Linked DNA regions of Homo sapiens: region 2 is linked to region 1. The links are chromatin loops, found by intact Hi-C in ENCODE. Cell type or tissue: GM12878. All regions are shown on one strand.

Region 1 (8,000 bases):
CATTCTCCTGCCTCAGCCTCCTGAGTAGCTGGGACTACAGGCGCCCGCCACCATGCCCGACTAATTTTTTTATATTTTTAGTAGAGATGGGGTTTCACTGTGTTAGCCAGGATGGTCTCGATCTCCTGACCTCGTGATCCACCCGCCTTGGCCTCCCAAAGTGCTGGGATTACAGGTGTGAGCCACCGCGCCTGGCTATGACCTCTTGCAGCCTCAGGCCTGCCTCCTCCACCTGGCCTGGCTGCCCTCCCTTACATACAGCCATGCTAATGGGAGGATGGGACGGGTCAGGAGAACTGCCAGTGCCTCTGCTCCTTGCCGTCCAAATGGCCATGTGCAATTTACTTCCCTTCTCTGGGACTCATTTTTCTCCACTGTAAAATGGGGCAATACCAGCCTATCAATATTATGTGAGAGTCAAAAGAGATGATGGTTGTAGAAGAGCCTTATAAATCATAACACTGTAGAGCGCTGCCATATCAATAAGGGGCTATTAAGGCAGTAGAGGGGGTAACTGAACTTAGTTTTCAGTGTGGCTTAGAACTACCTGGACTCGCACTCACTTACCTGTTGTATGACCTTGGACAAGTCATTTATTCAACTTTTTCTAAGCCTCAGTTTGCTTATCTGTAACGCGGGTATAATAAGAGTACCTAGCTCCTACAATTGTTGAGAAGATGAATGAGGCCATGTCTGTAAATGCTGAGCATGGGGCCTGGTTTGAAGTAAGTAGCCAGTAAGTCTTTGCTGTTGGGATGACAATGATGCTGCTGCTGAACTTGACAATGAGGATCATCTTAGCAAGGGCTTATGGAGACCTTATGATGAGTTGTGGGCATGTTTGGAGGCAGGCAGACCTGTTCTGTGTATGTGCAGCCCTAACTGGTCACCGCGTCCCCCACTCTGGCCCCTGCGGCCTTTCCCGGGTGACCTGGAGCACATGCACAGCTGTGTTGACACAATGTGCTTCTCTGGTGTGACCGTCTGTCTATGTGGACCTATGTGGGGTCCAGGCCTCCCAGACCTCATGCTGTCCAGTCCTTTGGAAAACTCTGGGAAAAATCCAGTACCTAGCTTGGAAAGCCAGTCATTCTCCCCAGTCCCTTCCTCCAAACATGATTCTCCTTTGGGGAGAATGAATTAAATGGCCTCTCCAGCTCCCTCTGAATCCTCTTTCAGATCCTCTCTTCTATCTCTGATCAGCTTCCAGATCTTTCTTCTCTGACCTTTTTACAGTACACCTCCTCACCCCAGCTTTCTGCCCTTGAGGAGGCCAGCTGCCCCTGCCCCCTCTACATGCCAGCAGCTTTCTACAACTTTACAAGTCAGGCTTCACATCTCCTGTTTCACCTGCTGCTGGGGCTGCAGAGTGCCTCCCATTCTTCAATGTCATTTAACTCTGTAATTGTGTTACTTAACTCCGGAAAGCTTTGGGAGGCTACAGTTGGGATGAGAAAACGCTACCCAGAATAAGCACTCCTGGAAACCTTCATTCCAAGGTAATTGTCTCTGGAGATCCCCTGTATATTGAAAAGGCTTATGGAATTCCAAGCAAGGCCAGGCCTGAGGCTGTGAAAATGAGGCTGGCATTATCTGTAAACACACAGATAGGAAGCAGCTCTGTGCCTAGCAAGCCTGGCTTTCCTGGGAGGGATAATGCACATTTGGCTCTGGATGAGGATATGGGCCGAGAGTAACATGGGGCTGCTGAGCTCACTGGGGGATTCAGGGTGGGCGGGGACTGCCTGCAGAGCCCAATGCCCCCTCCCCGCCTGTTTCCTCCTCTCTAATGCTCAGTGTACCCTTGCAGCTCTCCACTGACTCTCTGCCCTGCACCAGGCAGTGTGCAAGGTGCTGGAATACTATGGTGAACAAATACAGGCACAGTCTCTGACAGCAAAAAATTTACAACCAATAGAGGAGGCGAACAAGTATCAGATTGCCAAAAAAAAAAAAAAAAAATTGTAAAATTGCACGTGTGCTGTGTTTATAGGGGGGTTATATATGTCACCATGAGAAGGTGGAACAGGGCTTGGGCAGAGCCTGGAAGGTCCACAGGAGTTTTCCCCAGATGAGACTCAGCTGCCTGAACAGGAGGGACCAGTGAGAAGGCCTGGGTGAGTATTCCCACAGAAGGTACAACATGTGTCAAGGCCCCGATGCAGGAGGGAGCTTGGTGCTTTTCAGGGGCTGTGGGAAGGCCAGAGTGGCTAGAACACACAGGGCCAGGAGCATGCTGTAAGATGAGGCTGGAGAGGCAGGCAGGTAGCAGAGGATGCAATGAACCAGACAGCAATCAGAAGGTCCTGAAGTATTTTCTACAGTGAATGTCCTACAGTATTGGACTTGTAATATCAATACAGCTAACACATATCTCTTCCTATGTATCAGGCACTGAACTAAGCCCTTTACATGTTACCTCACTCAGTATCCACAAAACCTCTATGAGATAGGTTACTATTATTATCCTTATTTAACAGATGAGAAAACTGAGGCACAGAGAGGTCAAGTAACTTGCCCAAGGTTGCACAGCAAGTAAGTGGCAGAGCCAGGATTCAAACCCACGTAATTTGGCTTCAGAGTCTGCATGCTGAATATGCAGCACATTCAATCGGCTCTAGTGAAGAAAAAGATTGAAGGGAGGCAAGAAAGGGCCCTCTGCATTTTTCTCCTCACTCCCTTGCCATGTATATCACCACACTCCAGGCACTCTGGTCTCCACCCCATCACTCCACCAATATCACTCCAGCCAAGGTCAGCATGACCTCCATGGTACAATAACCAAGGGGTGCCTAAGTCCTTGTGTTGCCAAACCTCCTAGCCTGCCATTCTCTCCAGTCCCTGCAGGGGCCCTCCTAATAAGGCCAAGGTCAAAGACATAACTGCTTCCCTCCACCTGCTCTGACCTGTGACTACATTGCCTGGGTCACTGGCACCAAGCCAAACTGGGTTCAAGTCCTCGCCCTGCCAGTTACTAACAGTGTGACCTTAGATAGCTGTGATATCCTCTCCCAGCTCGTTTTTCTTATCTGTAAAGTGGGGATAATAATTGCCAATTCAGAGATGTTATGAGGACAAAGGAAATAATACATATAATGCACAAAACACATTACCTGGAATAAAGCGGGTGCTCAATATTTCTAGCAAAACTCACTTACGCACCACAGCAACTATACCTGTCCTCCCTAAGAAATTATTCACGACTCCCACTCCTCTGCAGTCCAGCATGTGGGAGTCTGGCCCTCATGGTCTGCCTACTCCTGCAAGTTCAGCCCCATCTCCATCACTCCTCTCCCAGACACTGCCCCTCCCCTGCAGCCAGGCCAACTCAGCTGGCTCTCAACACACCTTGTACTTTTCTGCAGTTAAATTTACTCCACATCAAAAGTCCAAACATCAACTCCACCTACTCTTCAAGGTCTATTCAAAGTTTACCATCCTCATAAAACCTTCTCTGATCATCTTCTCAGGCATAAGCCCTCCCTTGTCTGTCGCCAAAGAGAGAAGGCAATGCTCATGCCACCCACCATGGCATATACTATAAATTTCCTTGTATTAGTACAGGATGCCTGGACTCACACTCCAACTCTGCCACCTATGAGCTGCGTGACCTTAACTTCTCTGTGCCTCAGTTTTTTCATCAGTAAAGTAGGGATAATGATAGTTCCCACCTCCATGGAGCTTCTATGGGAATTAAATGAGCAACCCACACAAAGCTTAGGCCTGACACAGATAACTCACAATAAATGTTAGCTCTTACTATTACTGCTGTTTACATTTGTGTGCATATCTTATCTCTACATTAGATAAACTTCTTGAAGCAGGGATCAAATCTTTGAAAAAATTTAACATAAACAACATTTCAAAACTGCCATTAGCCCTGTTTTGGAGACAAAGACGCTGAGACCCAGAGAGGTTCATCATTTGCTCAAATACACGCAGCTAGGACATGAAGAAAGCTAGCTTCAGACCCCCATGTACACATTCTCAGGACTGTGCGCTTGGCTTTCTTATTACTGCACTGTTCGCAGTGACTTTCCCCAAGAGGGCACACAGTCAGTCCCTAGTGAAGAGCCAGTGCAGCCAACAGCGTGGGTAAGGAGGGGACCCCCCCCCCAAACGTGGCCTGCCCTCGAGCCCCTTCTTGCTGGCAGCTGAAGCAGGCTGATTTCTGACAGATGCCTGTATGCAGGAGGGATTTTTGTCAGGAGGCTGGAACATTAGAACCAGATTCAGGTCATGCTGTGGATGCGATCAGACATCCTCCAACCTAAGGACTTGAAGCCGTAGGTTCCCCACTAGAGGGCGCCCTTCTCCCCTTGCCCTGCCCCAGACCCGGTTCCCTCTAACACCTTGGACGGTGTCATGTGGGACGCCCAACCAGAAGAGGAAGGGCCCCATGCTCCAATCTGGCTTAAAGCAGCTATCAGCGGAGGGGTGTTAATTACAGCCCGGGAAGGAATGGAGATGACAGGCCCAGGCTGAGCCAGAGGCCAGAAGACTGGCTCCACGGAGCTGCTTCCCAATTCTCCCCAGGCCCCAGTCCTTTTGTGCTGTGCATTTGAGCAGAATAACATCTGTATCTCAGCCCATTTCAAATTAGATTATCTGCTCACTTCCTGTCTTTTGATCAGTTTACCTGCGGGCGGCTTTCTCCCTCCCACCCGCACCTATTGAGATGCCCAGGGAACTTGCCAGGACTCACTGGGGTCACCGAGCTGCAGGGCAATGGGATCAGAAGGAGCCAGGGAGGCTCACTCCCACTCCTGGCCCACACGAGCATCCGCAGGGCTCATCCCTTAGACTTCAGCGTCACATGCCTGAGAACACACACATCTGCTCTCCTGCCACATGAGTCAGGCTGTCTGCCCACGCCACCCGCCGCGGGCTGGAGACAAAGAGAAACTCTTAGGGGTCACATGGCACCTGCAAAATATTTGGTGTCCTTGTCCACTGGGGAGACTGGATGCCAACCCCACCACCTCTCCCTTCTTTCAGAACCAGGATATAGGAACAAAGATCAGGGAATAAAGGAACAGTAAATAGCACCCAATTGTTCACCTGTGCCAACACACAGACACACACACACACACACATGTGCGCACACACACATACACGCGTGCACGCGCGCACACACACACACACACACACACACACACGTCTTTGCTAACCAGTGCGAGCCCATGTTTGTAGAAATCATCCCTGCTCACTGGGCCAGGCCTATCCACAGCAATGATTGAAGAGGCAGAGGCCCAGTGGAGCATTAGCATTCCTGGGAAAGTGGCAATGTCATCCGCAGGTCCAAGTGCTCCCTGGTGCTATTTCTCGAGGTTACAGCTTACTCTCGGGGCTGGATGAATTTCTTTAGAGTTAAATTAAAGTCCCCATGAAATATTTAGTTGGCTCGGCACAGGGCTGTGTTATTGGCCTATAGAGGGCAGATTTTAGGAACGAACCAGCGCTAAGGAAAGAAGGGGCTGGCAGTTCATTTGCAGGTGAAATTATGCGGCACAGAGGTCCAAGCTGACTCAAGAGGCCAAGCAGATACTATTTACCCTTGACCCTCTTGTTACAGGCTTCTATTCACTGGCCCACGAATCCTCAATCCTCTTGCTTTTTGGGGTCAGGCAGATGCATGTTTGAATCCCGACTCTGCCATTCACCAGCTGAGCAATTACCAGAAATCTGAGCTTCAGTTTCCTCATCTCTAAAATAGGCAAAATAATGTATACTTCTTAAGATTGTGGTGAGGGTTAAATTCAACTCCCTGTGTAAACAGAGCTCATGTGAGGTCCTGCTTCTTACAATCCCCTCTTCCCGTTGCAGCCAGAGGGGTCTTTGGGAAAGCTAAAGCAGACGATGCCATTTTTCTCCGTGTCGCCTTCTAGCTTTTTTTTTTTTTTTTTAAGACGGAGTCTTGCTCTGTCTCCCAGGCTGGAGTGCAGTGGTGCGATCTCGGCTCACTGCAGCTCCACCTCCCAGGTTCCAGCCATTCTCCTGCCTCAGCCTCCCGAGTAGCTGGGATTACAGTTGTGCACCACCATGCCCGGCTAATTTTTGTATGTTTAGTAGAAACACGGTTTCACCACGTTGGCCAGGCTGGTCTCTCACACTCCTGATCTCAGGTGATCCGCCTGCCTCGGCCTCCCAAAGTGCTAGGATTACAGGCATGAGCCACCATGCCTGGCCTGCCTTCTTAATATTTTTTTATGCCATGGACCTCTTTAACAGTCTGCTGATACCTGTTAACCTCTTATTTTAAAATATTTTAAAATGACTACATAGAAATTCAGTTATCAAAATATGTGTACACTTTTTGTGCTATAGTGGTATCTGTGCCTCTTTACATAACAAGAGCTGGAAGTGTGTCTAACAGCAACACTAAATTAATACCATTGGTGACAAAGTCACAGGTGTGGTTAATACCATGAAGCTTTGTTGACCACATTCATAATTGAAGGAAATATTACATTTCTGTTTGAACTTAGAAAAATATATAGATGTTAATTTTTCCTTTCTTTCTTTCTTTCTTTTTTTTTTTTTTTTTTTTTTTTGAGACAGAGTCTCACTTTGTCACCTAGGCTGGAGGGCAGTGATGTGATGTGGTTCACTGCAACCTCCGCCTCTCAGGTTCAAGCAGTTCTCCTGCCTCAGCCTCCTGAGTACCTGGGACTACAGGCACGCACCACCACACCCAGCTAATTTCTGTATTTTTAGTAGAGATGGGGTTTTGCCATGTTGGCGAGGCTGGTCTCGAACTTCTGACCTCAAGTGATCAGCCTGCCTTGGCCTCCCAAAGTGCTGGGATTACAGGTGTAAGCCACTGTGCCCGGCCAATTCTTCCTTTCTAGTTTTGTGGACTCTCAATGCTATCCTCAGACCATGGGTGTATGTGGACCTAGGAAAAGAACCGAGAGACTTCCAAGTTCATAAAGACCCAACTCCTTACCGTGGCCCACCAGGCGTTGGTGATACGGCAGCCCATTCACCACAGTCTAGCTAGTCATGCTAACCCCCATCCTGATTTCTGAACATGACAAGTTCACTTTCCACCTTGGGGTCTTGGAGTTTACTCTTTCCCCTCCACATATGCTCTGCCCTGGCCATGGCCCAGCTGGCTTCTCACCGTTCTGACCTCAGCTCAAGCACCATGCCATCAATGCAGCCTTCCCTACTTGCCCACTTAATGGGCCCCTCTCCTCGAGACACTCTGGCTCATTATACTGCTTTATTTTCTTCACAGCGGAAATCATGACCTGAAATTGTCTTGTTTATTTACCAGTTTACCTGTTGATTGTCTAGAGTGCCATCTTCAGGAAGGAGTGACCTTTGTCTGCCTTAGTCATCATACATCTCCAGTGTCCAGAACCTGCCATGTGCCAGGCACTACATAAATATTTGTTGAATGAAGTCATGATTGAATGAATGAATAGACAAATCCAAGAAAGAGGAGCTCAGTTAACATTATTCTCTATCCTTGGCTCTCAACTGAGGGAACGATTTTGTAGTAGAATGTTTTGACCAAGGGTACACCCTCTAGGGCCAGCTCAGCCACTTACTAACTGCATAATCTTAGGCCAGTTACTTAACCTCTTTGTACCTCAGTTTCCTCATCTGGAAAATGGGGTTAGTAATATTACATACTTTGTAGGTATGTTGGGGAGGTTAAATTAATGAATACACAAAAAGCACTTAGAACAGTGCCTGAAACATAGGGAATGTTCCAGAAGTGTCAGCCTTTATTATTTTGTTGCAACTTAAAGGATTCACTTCAATTTTATTTATTTTTTAAAATTATTGTTTCAGAAAATTCAATGTAGGTATTGAAGGGAGTGAAAAGAAATCCCATGATTAAAAAACTAATATGCATTATAGATGTCAGTGTTTATATAGTTGAGGTGTGAAAGAGAAAGGGAACTGAGAGCTTAGGTCCAGGCAGGTTATGGTATGTGGCAAAGCCCAGAGAGGCCTAAGTTTCACTTCCTCACATCACTACTACC
Region 2 (8,000 bases), 60 kb after region 1:
AGGGAGTGAGAGGTGTAGAGGAAGAAAGGGAGGGGAGGGAGAAAATAAGAGGAATGGAGGAAGAAAAGAGAAAGCAAAAGAAAGGGAAATAAGAGTGCATCTTCATCACCCTTGGCCCACGTCCTGTCTCTGGGCCAGCTCTACTTCATCTAATAGTCAGGTGTTCACCCAAGACACACAATGGTGGCAAAGGATTCTCTGGGATTGAAGCCTTGTGCTGGCCCTTTGGGCCCCACATGACTTCAAGTGTACCCTTTTCTCTCTGCTCCAGGGAAACAAGCAACTGCCACTGCTACCAGGAATCCTGAAGAAGAGGGCACGGCTGCTTATGTCAAGAAGAGAAAGGAACCTGGCCACTGCCCCCCTATCTGCCCATTCTATAAGGCTCAGTTGAAGGTCACTTCCTCCTACAAGACCCCACGATATTGTTTCTTCCTAAATGTGCCTAATATTAGTCCACTTTGTACTGTACAACTTGATGAGTAGGTATGAAGCACATGGTAAGTTCAAAGCCCAAAGATGAGTAGGAGCCTATTCCTGTGATTACAGCAGGATGGGGAAGGGAGGTATGAGGAGACAGGGCACAAACAAGAGGAACATGAGACAGAGTGTGGTAGGTCCACAAAGGTCTTCCTGGGGAGGGTTCCAAAGAGGGAAACATCTGGTTGGGCAATCAAGAAAGTCTTTCATGGAGGATGCTGCATTGGAACTGAGCACTGAAGGATGGGGAGTCGCTGAGAAGAGGGAAAGGCATTCCAGAGCGTGGAACTGCAGGAACAAAGACTAGAAAGTGGAGAGTTGGACCACTCCTAGAAGGAGAGGAGGGCAGAGGAGGGGCGGGGCTGGAGGAAGCAATCCATCACTCACATGGCAGGGGTCCTGCCATGCGGGGCCTGAAAGTCAGGGAAGAGGTCAGCATAGTTGTGTGCCCACATTTTCATCTTCCCTATTAAAATGCAAGCTTCTCAGGGCAGGGAACACACAGGACCTTAATCTCTATATTCTGCACAGCATCTGTCATGGGGCCTGTCGTGTGGCTGGCCCCTAAGACATTTGCTTGACTTGAATTAACTTCTGGCTGAAATTTGCCCACTACCCAATAAGTGGATACAATGTTTGCAGCCTGTGGGGAGGGGAAAGCTGGGTATCTTGGTGGAGGTGGTAGGAGTGGAAAGACAGAAGACACCTGTCCTTGAGGAACGTGCCATCTAAGGAGGAGATAATACCACACTATGTTAATGTATGCGGGGTCCCTGGCAAAAAACAAACAAACAAACAAACAAACAAAACCCTAGCAAGTGCAATTGACTATACACTCAGTACTGTGCCAAGGCCCTGAGGGGGTCCAGGAAGGCAGGTGGAGGCCTCCTGGGAGGAGTGGTGTTACAGGGCTAGAAGTCCACACAGAGTCCCATTACAAGGCAAGTTCCTTCACTGAAACACGACATTCCATCACTGGCGACTCAACATTGCCCCTTCCGAGCCTCCTCTTTCAACTGATGGCATCCTTGTGAGGGTCCCACATGAGACCCTTGTGAGAGCACCCTTGTGAGACCACCATTCCAGGGGACCAACTGCTTACAGCCTGCCTCCCTCCTAGCCAGCCCTGGGACACCGGCCCCTCCACGGTTGGATGGAGGGATGCTGTCTCGGGGTTTTTCAAGCTCTCCAGGCAGAGTGTAAGCAGTGTGAGACAGTGAGGTGTCGAGGAAAGAGCTTAAAAGCATGAACACCAAGTCCAGAGTCCAGATCCCAGCCCCTCACTATGTGCTGAGTGATCCCAGGCATGTGAATCCCTCCAAGTGAGCAACAATTTCTGTTACCTGTAAAAGAGAAGCAGCAGTCCCTGCCTCACAAGTCTGTAAAAGTGCTCTGCAAACTGCCAGCGTCAGAAGACAGCATTCCTGAGGGCAGGGGCTGTGCCCCCTCAGGTCCAGACAGATGTTAGCAGGTGCTCAGGAAGCCGGTGTTGACTGAACTAAGTAAGGCTCCAGGGAGTGGTAAGGACAGGGGGCTACAGGCAGGGTGGATGGGCTTATTTCCTACCCAGTTTTGCTACATGTTGGGCCAGGAGGCCTATGAGGGGAACTGGGTGAGCCAGCTCTGGATAATCTCTTTAAAAGGCAATTACAGAGCAAAACAGTCAACAAAGTTTGTCTGTTCCAGTCCAAGTTCACCCGCATCACAAAACTACCTGGCTGGTGTATGCTTTCTTCCTCCCTCTCTCTCTCCCTCCCTCTCTTGCTGCTGCTTCTCCTCCTTGCCTTGCTTCTTTGCTTTATTCCCACTTTTATTCAGCCACTACCATCTGGCAGGTACCATAGACCTCAACACCTTCCCACTCTCCACAGAGATACTGGATCAGGCCACTGCCCTCGGCCTCCGTCGAGTCTCCTGCCTCCCCTGCTCCAACTCCCTTCCTGTCTGTCCCTTGGTCCCAGAGCCTCCTGGAACCCGAAGACTAAGCAACAAAGGACACCCAATTCTCACCATGGGGAACAGTGCACACCTCTGCAGTCTTGCTGAGCTAGGATGAGGTGGGCTGAGCCACCACACTCCCGAGTCCCTCCATCCATCATCTTCTACTCTCTCTTCTCTGCTTCCCTGCTCTTCCCCTTTGCCCTCAGCTCCTTCTTCATTTGATTCGCCCTGCATGGTAATGAATGCTCCTTTGCAAGCCTACAACCGTCCTTGTCCTTCCATGTAACTCGCTTTCCCCTGAGCACATGTGGCTCTTTTATTAATGGGCCTCTCACATGCCACAGACTAATGCTGCAGATTCTCCCTTTCCGGCTTAGACAAATTGACAGCAAGTTAGCTGCCCCAACTGAAACTGGCTTCTAGATCCTTCTGTTTGGCTATTTAAATGATGCTATAAACCAATTTCTGTCCCACCTTCTCCCTTGCCTCCCAGTTAATCTCACCATTCTCAGATTCCCAAAATCGTGGAGTGATTGAGCTGGAAGAAATTCTAGAAGACAACTCATCCGGCCGGGCGCAGTGGCTCATGCCTGTAATCCCAACCCTTTGGGAGGCCGAGGCAGGTGGATCACTTTGAGGTCAGAGGTTCGAGACCACCCTTGCCAACACGGTGAAACCCCATCTCTAGTATAAATACAAAAATCAACTGGGTGTGGTTGTGTGCGCCTGTAATCCCAGCTACTCGGGAGGCTGAGGCAGGAGAATCGCTTGAACCTGGGAGGCGGCGGCTGCAGTGAGCCAAGATTGCACCACTGCACTCCAGCCTGGGCAACAGAGTAAGACTCCATCTCAGAAAACAAACAAACAAAACCAAAAAAAAAAAAAACCACTCATCTGTCTTCTTTCACGAATGAAGAAACTGAGGCACAAGGCATTCTTCTCTTGCCCAAGGTCACAAAGCAAGGCCTGGAGGCCCAGTACCCTTTGTCCAGACTGGCTTCCTCCCCTCTCCACAGCACTGTCTTCCACCTCCCTCCCTCCGAGAAGCCTAGGTTGTCATTGCTCTATCAGATTTATTCTTATGCCTCATCTCCCAGGACAACTTGGGGCAATCTTTCATTGTTGCCTTCTCTGCAGCAGATGGGAGCATGGGACTCTGGCACCGGGGTGGGGGCAGGAAGGGATGGTGGGCAGGCTTCTCTAATGCCCTATGTTGGGGCCATCACCCAGTTTGCCTCCTGGAAAGACTGGTTGTTTGTCCTCACGTTAGCCCCTCAGTTAACAGCCATTAGCCATTGGCTGCCTACCTAGCACCCATTCTCCCCTTCTTCCTCCCATTTGATTTAGGTATCCTTCCCTGTCCCAAACTGTAAGGAGCTTCAGAGGAGGCTGAGTCAGCCCCAGGTCCCAGGGAATCCTGGGTGGTCCAAGGTCCCCATGCCAATATGTGATTTGGGACAGTGTGAGTGACCCCACTGAAACAATGAGCCATGAACTGAGGCCTGGAATGAGGGGCTTGCTTCTCAGGAAAGTTTCCTGTCTCCTAAAAGGACGCTCCTCTCTCCTCTGGACATGTCTGTGTCTGGTTGGGATGCTTGGACTGCTGCAGCCAGCCCAGCTCCAGCCTGAGCATGAAGCTGTAACCAAGTGGGGACACAGCAGAGATGGAAAAGATTTGGCCTCCAACCTCACCACTCCGGAATCTTGCTAAGCCACGCAATAACACATTTCCGTTTTCTCACAAGACGTTTTGATACAGGGTTTCTGTTGCCGAGAGTACTCTGGTACCAAGGCCCTGGGGATCCCTTTCCTCTCAGAGGCATTGTTGCACCAGTCCCCAGTGTCTACAGGCCCCCTCCCCAGGCCCCCTCTTCCTCCAGTGAGGCTGTGTGCTGGTCCCCAAGAGACCGTCATCACGGCAGATTTGCAGAGGAAGCACCACGCCATTTCTCACATCCTCCCACCAGGCCCCCAGCTGGTTCCTGCCACACGGTTGCCACTATTCCCACTCCGTCTGGGACATGGTTTTCTTGGCTGATGCTCTCTTATTAGCACATGATGTGGATGCTGAGATCCGTGCATGCCTGTTGGCAATGTTCTTTGGCATCTCTAATTCCATGGCCTTCAAGATTCTTCGAGTGCTTCTAGTACTAATGCCAGCTAGGGATGCTGGGCACAGGGAGCAGGTAGAAGGAAAATCCTCAAGGTTGTGGTCTCCTCTCCACCTGTGTGTGGCCTTCAGAGGGGTGAAACCACTGACGTGTCCCCCGTAGGCTCTGGGCTTCACAGTTCCTCTCTGTGGTTCAGCCTGGGCTGGTCAGAGCTGACCCTTTCTAAACCCCAAACGTCTTCTCCCCCGCTGCAGTCTCCTCGGGTTCCTCCACCCATCACCAGGCACTGTCTTCTGCAGGCTCCTGCCAATCTGCCCACGCTTCTCACCTGGATCCTTCAAACTGCTCTGAGAATTCACCTCCCAACCCTTGTGCCTGCAGCTCTCTCCTCACAGTCACCAATCTCCTGCCCTCACCGAATTTCTCCTCTGATGGCGTGCGAGCCTGTCATCTCTCTGCCTCATCAATTTTTCCACCTTGTTTCAGATCTCCATCCCAAAGCATCTTTCTCCCTCTCCTAATTGTTTTTTCCCTCCGCTATTACTTACTCATTTAGCTCTGGAAAGCATTTGGGGCTACAGTCAGGGAGAAGCAGTTTCTGTTACAAAAGCCCTCCTGGCCGGACACAGTGGCTCACGCCTATAATAATCTCAGCACTTTGGGAAGCCGAGGCGAGCAGATCACGAGGTCAGGAGATCGAGACCATCCTGGCCAACACGGTGAAACCCCATCTCTACTAAAAATACAAAAAAAAAAATAGCTGGGCATGGTGGCACATGCCTGTACTCCCAGCTACTTGGGAGGCTGAGGCAGGAGAATTGCTTGAACCCAGGAGGCAGAGGTTGCAGTGAGCCGAGATTGTGCCACTGCACTCCAGCCTGGGCGAGCAAGACTCCGTCTCAAAAAAAAAAAGCCCTCCATCCATGTCTCCACTTCTGGGCTCATCAGGGGAAGGAGGCACCGCCCCCCCCCCCATTTCCACCCCTTCTCTGCTCTCTCAATACATTTCCTTTTCCTTTCTGTCTTTCCATGGCCTCTACTCCTCATCTGTGTGTGCACGCCTCTCGCTTTTGTCTCTGCTTCTCCTGTCCCTGTCTCTTCTAAATATTAAATACCCCAAATGGCTCAATCCTCATTTAAAATCCTCTCCTCTTTCTTGGCCCCAAAACGTTGCTTGGCAATGAACCCTCGATTCTCTTGTTTTTATATTTTCATTTGGTTCTTCATTGTTATTTTCTTTTGAGCTGTTTGCAAATTGTTTAGGGGAATGCAAGGCTCTGTATAAATTAAGATGAATCAGTTCTGACTCAGGGAGCTGTGGCTGAGTTCCTTCCCCCTCCCATGACATGAAAATAAGAATATCTCCTACATACACACCTGTAACCCTCATCTCTCTCCATGCCCCAGATGACGGGATTCCCAGGATCCTCCCAGATGCCCATTTGTCTCTGAACTTCTGCAGCTTAAACTCTACCCCCCAATATAATACCAGGACAGGAACCATTAAAATCCCATGGAATAGTTCTTACAATCTGGATTTTATTCAATGAAATAAACACTTAATTACAAACATCTGCTTTAGCCTAAATTCTAATTACTTAATCTAGCCATCTGTAATTTTAATGATTTTCCAGGATTTTTGTTCTTTGCAGCGTGATTAATGGGAACGGCGTGTGAAGCTAGCGGGTGTGTGTCTCCATTTGCGACATCCCTTCTTCTGCTTGCATTGTCTCAGGTAGAAGCACATTTGCATCTCCTGTCGGCCACCTGGCAGGTATGGCCTGGGGGCATGGACTGATCTTGCTTTCCTGGTTACCTCTCAGTTCAGCCACTCCTCTCTCAGTGCCCTTAGAACGGGGCTCCCTCTCCAGAAAGCTCCACTTAGAATGCCGAAGGCCCGACCCGGAAGGTGAGGAAGAGCGGCAGACCCTTACCCAAGTCAGGAGAAAAAGGCAATGGAGAGAAGAAAGTGCCAAGAGTGAAGAAAGAGCAGGGAACATCGTGTGGAGAGAGAGAAACAGAAAAGAAGGTTACGGAGAAAAGGGTAAAGAAGGGGAGAAGAGGGAGAGAAAGAGAGAACGTCCCCATGAGGCTGGAGCTGCAGCTTTTGTAGAACGCTTGATGGTGGGGACAGAACCAGGCTTTTTTCCTGGAACTGACTCCCTCTCGCCTTCCAGCTACCCAGAACATAAAAGAGCTGGGCTGTTTGTGCTGTGAATTTCTCAGCCCCCAAAGAGACAGGAAGAGGCACCACTTTTCAAAAGCTGGTTGCTAAAGTGAGAAGCCTTGAGAGAGGTGTGTTGCTATTGTCGCTGCCGTGAGCTTCCTTTCCACACGCTGAGGTGAGAGAGTCCGCAACACCTTCCCTTCCCTCTCGGAGGCCACAGAGACAGTAGCTGGAAGGTTCTCTGGCACTGGGAGACAGATGTACGTTCTACTCCAGGTTATATTGGAGTGCTGACCTCAGAGGACCCTTGATGTGCCATCCAGCACGTCCGTGCCTCAGTTTCCCCACTTGTCCAAAAGGGCTACATGACCACTCTTAACTGTTACGAGGATGCCCTGAGAAGGAAAATAGGAGAAGGCAGGATAATTTCATGGGAAGGGCTACAGGAGTCTTCAGCTCTGTGCCGAGGTGAAACCCAGTGGGGTGGGAGCCCTGCCGTCCTCAGCAAGAAAGAACACTCGTCCATTTTATTGGCAAGAAAACCAAAGGGGCTTGGCTGAGAGAAAGCTGACTAAAGTAGACGCAGAATCTGATCAGCACAAGGACCAGCTGCAGTCCTGAGGCCCACATGGATGCTCCTCGCATGGTTCCCTGAGACAGCCTTGAGCCGGTGCAGCTCAGCCCATCTTTACTCTTGTTCTCCGCCGGCAGCACCAAGAGAGCCTCAGAGAACACCCCCACTCACTGAATATCCCCCAAGCATTCTTGGGGAGCATAAGATGCTGAGGCCTTGGGAGGTCTGACATTGGACTGGGAAGGAGACAAACGAGGTCAGGGTTTCTATCTTTTAAACAGCCCTGGGTGGCATCCTCAGGACAGGACACCCTCTCCAGTCCACTGAGCAAGTCAGCACGGGACCCCTGCTCCATTGGGATGCTGTGGACCCTGCCTGGTGCTTTGCACACAGAAGAGCGGTGAATTACTGGCTTCCCTCTTTTCGGGCAAGCCTTCCCCGACCTCTGCAGGAAGAACTCAGGGGCTTTCCTCCGCTTCCATGAGAGTAACATATGCCGAGGAGTCACCTTCCCAGAGGTGGAGGTGAACCCTGCTCCTGCATGGCGCATCCGGATAACAGCGGCTTTGATCTTCACTGTGTGACTATGTGATGGAGCCAATCCTTCATCCCACTCTGCCATGGTTTGTTTGGTCCCAAGTCTCATGTGGCAGTGACCCGGGTGGGTTGGATAAAGGGGGTGGATGCTTCACAAATGGCTTTGTGCCATTCTCACAGGAGTGAGTGA

The links. A loop is a pair of places that touch in the nucleus more often than their neighbours do. Peaks named below come from ENCODE experiments on the same cell type or tissue, not always from the same donor. Only the 100,000 strongest peaks of a DNase experiment are listed, where the experiment ranks them.
Region 2: it touches region 1 in a loop (4-fold over the local background); 3 of 110 quality-filtered maps call a loop at or near these places.

What each region holds. Positions count from the first base shown.
Region 1 is chr11:120,926,120-120,934,119 of GRCh38, reverse strand. All of the region lies in intron 13 of GRIK4 (glutamate ionotropic receptor kainate type subunit 4), which reads right to left. Among named protein-coding and RNA genes, the nearest start is that of TBCEL, 94 kb to the left of the region's middle. RefSeq lists silencers at 4,243-4,292, 7,891-7,990. In GM12878, CTCF peaks have their summits at 2,838 and 4,309 (motif pointing right); DNase peaks (open chromatin) are centred at 4,339 and 7,959.
Region 2 is chr11:120,866,037-120,874,036 of GRCh38, reverse strand. All of the region lies in intron 9 of GRIK4 (glutamate ionotropic receptor kainate type subunit 4), which reads right to left. It overlaps LOC101929227 (a long non-coding RNA gene), which reads left to right. Exons shown (of 2, transcript NR_132790.1): 2 at 272-6,104. Among named protein-coding and RNA genes, the nearest start is that of TBCEL, 150 kb to the left of the region's middle. In GM12878, no CTCF peak of the experiment used is centred here; a DNase peak (open chromatin) is centred at 4,266.